Regions from separate parts of the Homo sapiens genome. Here region 2 is linked to region 1. Evidence: chromatin contacts called from ENCODE Hi-C or POLR2A ChIA-PET data. All regions are on one chromosome and are shown on one strand. Each heading gives the region's core, a stretch centred on a gene start or an enhancer-like site at or near the end of the contact. The rest is flanking DNA. Distances are from core to core; before and after follow the strand shown.

Region 1 (3,575 bases), core at 1,058-3,557:
CCATCTTGGAAGCCTCCCTGTTGTTCTTTTTTTTTTTTTTTAGAGATGGGGTCTTATTATTTTGCCCCAGCTGAATTTTTACCTCTGGGTTCAGACAATCTTCCTGCCTCAGCCTCCTGAATAGCTGGGACTATAGTCATTCACTACCACACCCAACTCAATTTTGGAAGTTTTTAAAGTGCATTATCACTTTAAATATTTTTCTGCATCAAACTTTCTTTCCTTTTGGGATTCGGATGATGTGAATAGTAGGTCTTTTAATATTTTGCCACAAGTCTCTAAGATTCTGTTTATTGTATTTTTCTAGAATAAAATTTTGTTGTTCAGATAATTTCAAGTTTACTGATTCTTTCCTCTGTGATGACCATCCTCTATTGAGTCCATCCAGTGAGTTGCTATTTTGATTGTTGTATTTTTTTTAGTTCTAAAATTTTCATTTCATTCTTTTTTAATATTTAAGATTTTTGCAAACATAAGGTGTAATAAATTACATGTCCAAACCTATTCAAATCCTGCCCTGTTTGTGTCTACAAGTTCTAGTACTGCTGCTTTGGAAATCCAACTACCACCACCATTGGGTTTGCCAGCAGAATTATCTGAAGCAGCAGAAAGGTGCCCTCTTTCTCATTCTGTTGCCCAAGTCTTAATCCCATCTGGATCTAAATCATATTTTAAAATTCAGCTGCAAGCAGTCTGAGAAATGTCATTTTGTTTTAGTTTCCTGTTTCTGCATTATAGAAAGGCATAAGGAAAAGGGCTGTAAGGTTGTTGAGGTAGTTGCTCTGCAATGTCTGCCTTAGACATATAGGTGGTAGAAAGATGAATGGAAATGCCAGAATTCTTCATCCTATGAATAATGATATCATAAGTGTCATCAACCTCACATTTTGAATACTGCTTTTTTGATGATGTGTCTTTTTTGCATTAGTGAGTTAAACTCCTATCTTGAAATTGTTTCCAGAGCTTGTGTTTTCTCCTTTGAATAGTATTGATTATAATAATATTGTGATGATGAATGATCTGTTGTGCTTGAATAGTGGAAACAGTATTAAATACAGTCATGTATTGCATTACAGCATTTTGGTCAACAATGAACTGCTTACACTAAAGTGGTTGAATAAGATTATAACAGAGCTGAATAATTGCTATCACCTAGTGACACTGTAGCCATCCAAATGTAGTAGGGCAAGGCACTACTCACATGTTTATAGTGATGCTGGTGTAAACAAACCTACTGTGCTGCCAGGAATATATAAGTGTAGCACATACAGTTATGCATAGTACATAATACTTGGTAATGATAATAAACAACTATGTTACTGGTTTATGTTTTATTATATTATACTTTTTATTGTAATTTTAGAGTGCATTTCTTCTACTTATTAAAATCAAAAAAGCTAACTGTAAAACAGCCTCAGGCAGCTCCTTCGGGAGGTATTCCAGAAGAAGGCATTGTTATCATAGGAGATGACAGCTCCATGCATGTTACTACCTGTGAAGACCTTCCAGTTGGACAAGATTTGGAAGTGGAAGACAGTGATATTAATGATCCTGATCCCCTGTAAGCCCAGACTAATGTGTGTGTTTGTGTCTTAGTTTTTAGCAAAAAAGTTTAAAAAGTAAAAAAAAATGCCTAATAATAGAAAAACCTTATAGAATAAGTATATAAAGGAAAAAAGTGTTCGTGTTTTAAGCTAAGTGTAGTTATGAGAGAGTTAAAAAGTTAAAAAATTACGAAGTCTATGAAGAAAAAATTACAGTAAGCTAAGGTTAATTTACTACTGAAGAAAACTAAAAAGAATAAATTTAGCATAGCCTAAGTGTGCACAGTTTAAACATTACTGACACTACTGTAGTGTACAGTATTGTCCTAAGCCTTCATTCATTACTCACTCACAAATTCACCCAAGCCAATACTAGTTCTGTAACCTCCATTCATGGTAAGTGCTCTATTCAGGTATATCATTTTTAATATTTTATAACCTATATTTACTGTACTTTTTCTGTATTGAGCTATGTGTAGATACACACAAATACCATTTTGTTACAACTACCTACAAAATTCAGTTCAATCGCATGCTGTACAGATTTGCAGCCTATGAGCAATACCCTAGGAGCATAGTAGGCTACACAATCTAGGTTTATGTAGGTACACTCTGCGATGTTCACATGACAAAATAGCCTAACAACACATTTCTCAGAATATGTCCCTGTGCTTAAATGACTCATGACTGTAATAGTGAATCCAGTAGGTTGTTAAGCTGAGTAAAACCATTTATATTAAAAACATTCACTCTCAGCTAGAGCATTGTCATAGTGAAGAAAATAGTCCTGTGTGGCAGTTCCTGCCAAGTGCCTCACCCCAGACTTCCTGCAATGCCTCAATCATTAACTCAGTTATTTTTTGAACATTTAACATGCACAATGACTATGCACAATGTTATAACATTTAGAATTTATATTTATGTATTGCTTTATCACTCTTTTACAATGTGCCTTTCCGTTTATTTTATCTCATGTAATATTCACAACCAGTTTATTTTTCAAAAGAAACTGAGACCTAAAGACTTTACTAAGAATACTCACCAAAATGAATATGCTCCATTGGTTATTTGATTTTGTCAAATGTATTCACTATGATCAATGCCATTCATATTCTAAAATTTAATAAATTTTGTCTTTACTTGTTATTTTTTGATATACATGGTATTTGAATTATGTGGAAATGAGAACATTCTGATAAAGATCTTGTTACTTTCCTATGAATCAGAGGGGAAATGCTGTATTTTATAAGTAACGGCTATTATCCTCCAATGTTGAACAGCTTCCTCTAAAATATTTCTATAAAAATGGTACCTTACATTTCATCTTGCTCAAAATGCATTGGATAATATATTTCTCCCATTCAACAATGAGTCTACTTTATAAGTCACACACAAAACAGTTCATTATTTAGTGTTACACTCATAAATTTAGTCATGACAAAGTTGCCAGTGCTATATAATTTTATTTGGCTTAGATTATAAAGATTTTATATGTCATTGAATCCATCTATATTCTTTTGTCTTTTTGCGTTTCTTTTACTCACATAATCTATCAAAAGGGACAAAATATGATTGAGTGTTTATGTAATTCATAATTTTATATTTTGAAAAATTCTAACTTTTTCTAACCAAATATTTAAAAATGAAATTTATCTGCATACCAATCATCATATCTCTGAAACATTCTAATGGATTTTTCACAAAATAATTTTTTAAACCTAAAAGTTGATATAGTTCTGATTAAACAGTTTGTTAGCTTTCTTTTCTTGGTGTAAATCACCAAAATAAAGAGTCAAGGACATATGTTTCTCTCTCTCTTCCCATCCATCCATCCATCCATCCATCCCTCCCTCCCTCCCTCCCTCTCATTTAATCCATCACCCAGTTTTTACTTTTGTGGTGATTTGTGGCATTCTAGATGTTATTGAGGAACCAATGGTTATAAAATAGAAGATAGAGTTAAAGCAAGATAAATATGGCCTGAGAAAGACTCCATACTTCTATATTTGAGTCCTTGTGGATGAACTGTAA
Region 2 (3,444 bases), core at 358-2,857, 96 kb before region 1:
TTGAAGCTTAATTCCTAAGTAATACTGTGTCTAGCCATTAAGTAGGAAGATTTCAAGTAGGTTAACACTAATGTCAGAGAACCTGGACCCTACCTTCTGAAAATTGTGTCCACCTCACAAAAACCTTTCATGGAAGGTGATGGTTTGACACCAAAAGGAGATCTAGGACTTCACTGAACTCACAGAAAAAGATTGCATTGACTATTTTGTTCTTCCTTGCTAATGAAGCTAGTCAGTCAACATGTATGGCAGAGTAGGGCATGGGACTTTTTGTACACAGGCTGTGAAAAGTAGCTAATATATGTGCACTCCAAACCTTTTCAGCATTTAATGTCATCCACCAAATAGGAGCTTAGAGTTGTGTGTGATCAGAATGGTTTGGGTCAATGTGTCATCCACCCCAAAGAATTTTTTTTTCAACTCTCTGTTCACTATAGCTCCTTATTTTAAACATCTTCAGCAGATTGAGACAGGACAAACAGCTTGTCATCATCAATTTGAAATTCCCTGAAAACTCAGGTTGTCATGAACAACCAAAGGAAGAAGGGTTGAGAGGCTAAAGAGAAAGTACATTGGGTCAGCTGGGGCTGTTCTCTGCCTGGCTGATGTGATGATCTTTCCCAAAGGGCAAGTGGGGACGGGAGACCAGTGTTCCTACTTATCTCCAGGGAGGGCTACGCTATGTCATAAAAGTCTGAAATGAGAGATTTTTATGTCCCTTTGGATTAGCTGCAAGGGTCAATGGAACAGTAAAGCCTGCATCATTTCCCTGCCCCTTTCCCTAGGCAAGGCAATGTGTGTGGTCGTCTGGGCAGAGCAGAGATGGTAGAATAAGTTGTCCCAGCTGGAGATGCTCTGGGACAAATCAGTGACTATGTTTTTTGTTACCCCTTGTGGCAGACTGCTTTGTTAGAACTTTGAGATAATCATATTACTGATATAAACTGAGTAAATACAAAAGATTTTGTCCTAATTTGAGTCTGCTTTATGTTCAATTATTGGTGATGTCATCTGACAAGTCATTTCCCATTTGCCTTTTGGGCTTTTGTCTCAGAAAGAAGGATTAGTAACTCAGAGTGATGAGATGAGCAGCTGTTGCTTTAGGAGAATCCAGGTGAAAGATGATGGTAACAGGTCTTTGTGTGTCCTGATTTCACCTCTCATCCTCCATCAGCTGGGGTTTTCTTGGCAGCCACAGCTGGAGCCACTGGGTGGAAGTAGGAAGATAGTCAGAGCCAACACCATCAGGAAGCAGATACATCACCCTGAGAACGGGAAGTGCTAGTCATTTAATAGTCTGTGCCAGATGACCTGCAAGAGAGAGAGAGGCACTAAGTTTTCTAGACAAAGCGCATGTTGCCTGGGAAAGTGGAAATTAAGACACTTTAAGAACTTTATCTTTACAATTATCTATATTTTACAGTTTCCAGCTCAATTTATATGGGTAATACAAGTTTCCTTGAAGATAAAATCAGGGTTTGGAATATGCAGTTATCATTGACTGTTAGAACATGTTCAGGCAAGGCTTGGGTATGTAAGTTCTTGGAACTACCACATTCCCTTTACTTGCCAGTTTTGTCATGAGTGGTTCTATTGATTGCATCTGTGGCTTTTTCTGGGTTTGCACTAGATTTGAAGACAGATAGGTGCAGCTTGGTAAAAATTATTTCTCTAATGGCAGTGACATTTTCATTTTATCTGTTGTGGAATCACAGTTCTTATTTTTCAGTTGTAAGATAGCATATGGGATTGTGATATATTTTCTGATGTCTCCTTCTACTTAACCCTGGTGCCCTGGGTAGGTGTTTTCTAGCAGGTTTTCACTGCATGTGTAACCATGTGTATGTGTGTGTGCATGTGTGTGTGAAATGCTCTTTCAGCATTTCAACTCCATAGGGCTTTTGCTGTGAAAAAAATGTCAAGATTTGAGGTTATTATAACCTGGCTGGGCCTAAAGGAAGAAAGTCATTTTCCAAGTGCTGACAACTACAGAAAAAGAAAGGAGCCAAATAACCAAGAGTGGAAGGGAACGGTTTGATTTTTACCTTCTAGCCCCTTGGTGTGGAATTAGAATATAATTGACCACTAACGTATTGAGATGGGCAAGGGGATACAAGGGTAAAGTGAATTTTTTCTCCAGATCATCAGCTAAGGTGTATTCTATACATTTCTGGGTCCTGAATGAGTCAAACATTCCATATGTATTTATTTTGTGTCAACAGATATTTATTAGGGCCTAGGGTTACTGTAGTAAAAGAATCAAGGGTTAGACCTCATGAAGTATGCTGGAGGGAGAGAAAAACAGGGAAACAGGTGAACATAAAATACAATTTCAGGTAGAGAGAGAGATATGAGAAAAAGTGATTAAGTAGAAACTTGCATTAAGTTCGAGAGGTAACCTAAGGAAGACCTGGGGCGGGAGGAGAGTGTGGAGGAAATGAAATAAGACAGTGTCTGGGGCTGGATAGTGGTGGGGGGCTTCAATCTCTGCTGACTGGGAAGCCTTGTGAATTTCCAACATGGAACTGAGGCTCTCTGATTTATGGCTTTAAAAGCTCACTCTAGTGCATCAACTCTTTTGTACTTTGCTGGCTATGTATCAGTGCTAGTAGAAAATCATTGTATTCTCAAAACAATTATTGAGAGGCCTCATGATACCTTTCATAAAGCTCTAGAAGTTTGTAACACTTTTTGATTGGGACCTGGAAAAGAAATAATTGGGGCATTCTTTGAAGTTGTATATTAATTCATTAGTTTATAACTCAAAGGGGGAAAATGTATAATTTAAAGAAAATGCCAGGAAAATAATCATTTTTAGTTGATTTGCTTACTATGTACTGCTTTCTGTGGTCAGGCCTTGCATTGGTGTCAGAAATTTGTTGGTTATTCAGCTGTCTATCAGTTATGCAAGGCAGTCTAACATGGTGAGTCAGAGGTGGGTCCCCAGAGGACAGCTGACTGCGTTTGAAATTCAGCTTTGCCAGTCCTAACAGCCACTTAGCTACTCTAGGCCCTTGAATAATTGCAAAGTATGGCATAATATGAGTGTCACCCTTATGGAGTTTTGTGAGGATAAAATGAGATATTATTATACATAGGAACTGCTTCTGACACCACTTAAGTACTCAGTGAAAGTTAGCTAGCTACTATTACCATTTTTGCTAAGGAAATTCCAACCATAGAAGATTTTTAAATTTCACACATGATAAATCAATGATAAGTTAATTTTACATAATTTGGAAGCCTGAATGGGCAGAATTATGAGTCTGGAATATAGTATTTTGGGAGTAACACTCAATATTAGGGTGATATTATGTTAGCACTAGACAATAGGCTTGATGGGGCTGGCATCGTTAAAGGAGAAAAGGCCCAAGCCTAGGGCAGATTTATGGTTTGAGGCTGCCAATAAGGATTTATAGCAACAGATGAGGGTTAGGGGTGTGA

What was found. A loop is a pair of places that touch in the nucleus more often than their neighbours do. ChIA-PET counts read pairs that join two places held with the same protein, here RNA polymerase II (POLR2A). Pooled maps may share reads with other maps.
Region 2: a loop to region 1 is called in a pooled map, with 2.3 times the contacts of the local background. The contact joins two enhancer-like sites. A Hi-C loop is called at or near these places in 2 of 168 maps with a recorded cell type or tissue (endothelial cell of umbilical vein and natural killer cell), 1 of 37 single-sample maps with no recorded cell type and 10 of 50 pooled maps. POLR2A ChIA-PET finds 5 or more read pairs at or near these places in 6 of 52 experiments (OCI-LY7, activated CD4-positive, alpha-beta T cell, activated CD4-positive, alpha-beta memory T cell and 2 more).

Annotation. Positions count from the first base shown.
Region 1 is chr5:40,332,348-40,335,922 of GRCh38, reverse strand. No RefSeq gene overlaps it. Among named protein-coding and RNA genes, the nearest start is that of LINC00604, 94 kb to the right of the region's middle. Within about 2 kb of position 2,307, at least 3 of the 41 ENCODE cell types and tissues checked have a DNase peak (open chromatin) inside an H3K27ac peak, as active enhancers do; they include endothelial cell of umbilical vein, where a contact is called at or near this core.
Region 2 is chr5:40,427,799-40,431,242 of GRCh38, reverse strand. No RefSeq gene overlaps it. Among named protein-coding and RNA genes, the nearest start is that of LINC00604, 190 kb to the right of the region's middle. Within about 2 kb of position 1,607, at least 9 of the 41 ENCODE cell types and tissues checked have a DNase peak (open chromatin) inside an H3K27ac peak, as active enhancers do; they include endothelial cell of umbilical vein, where a contact is called at or near this core.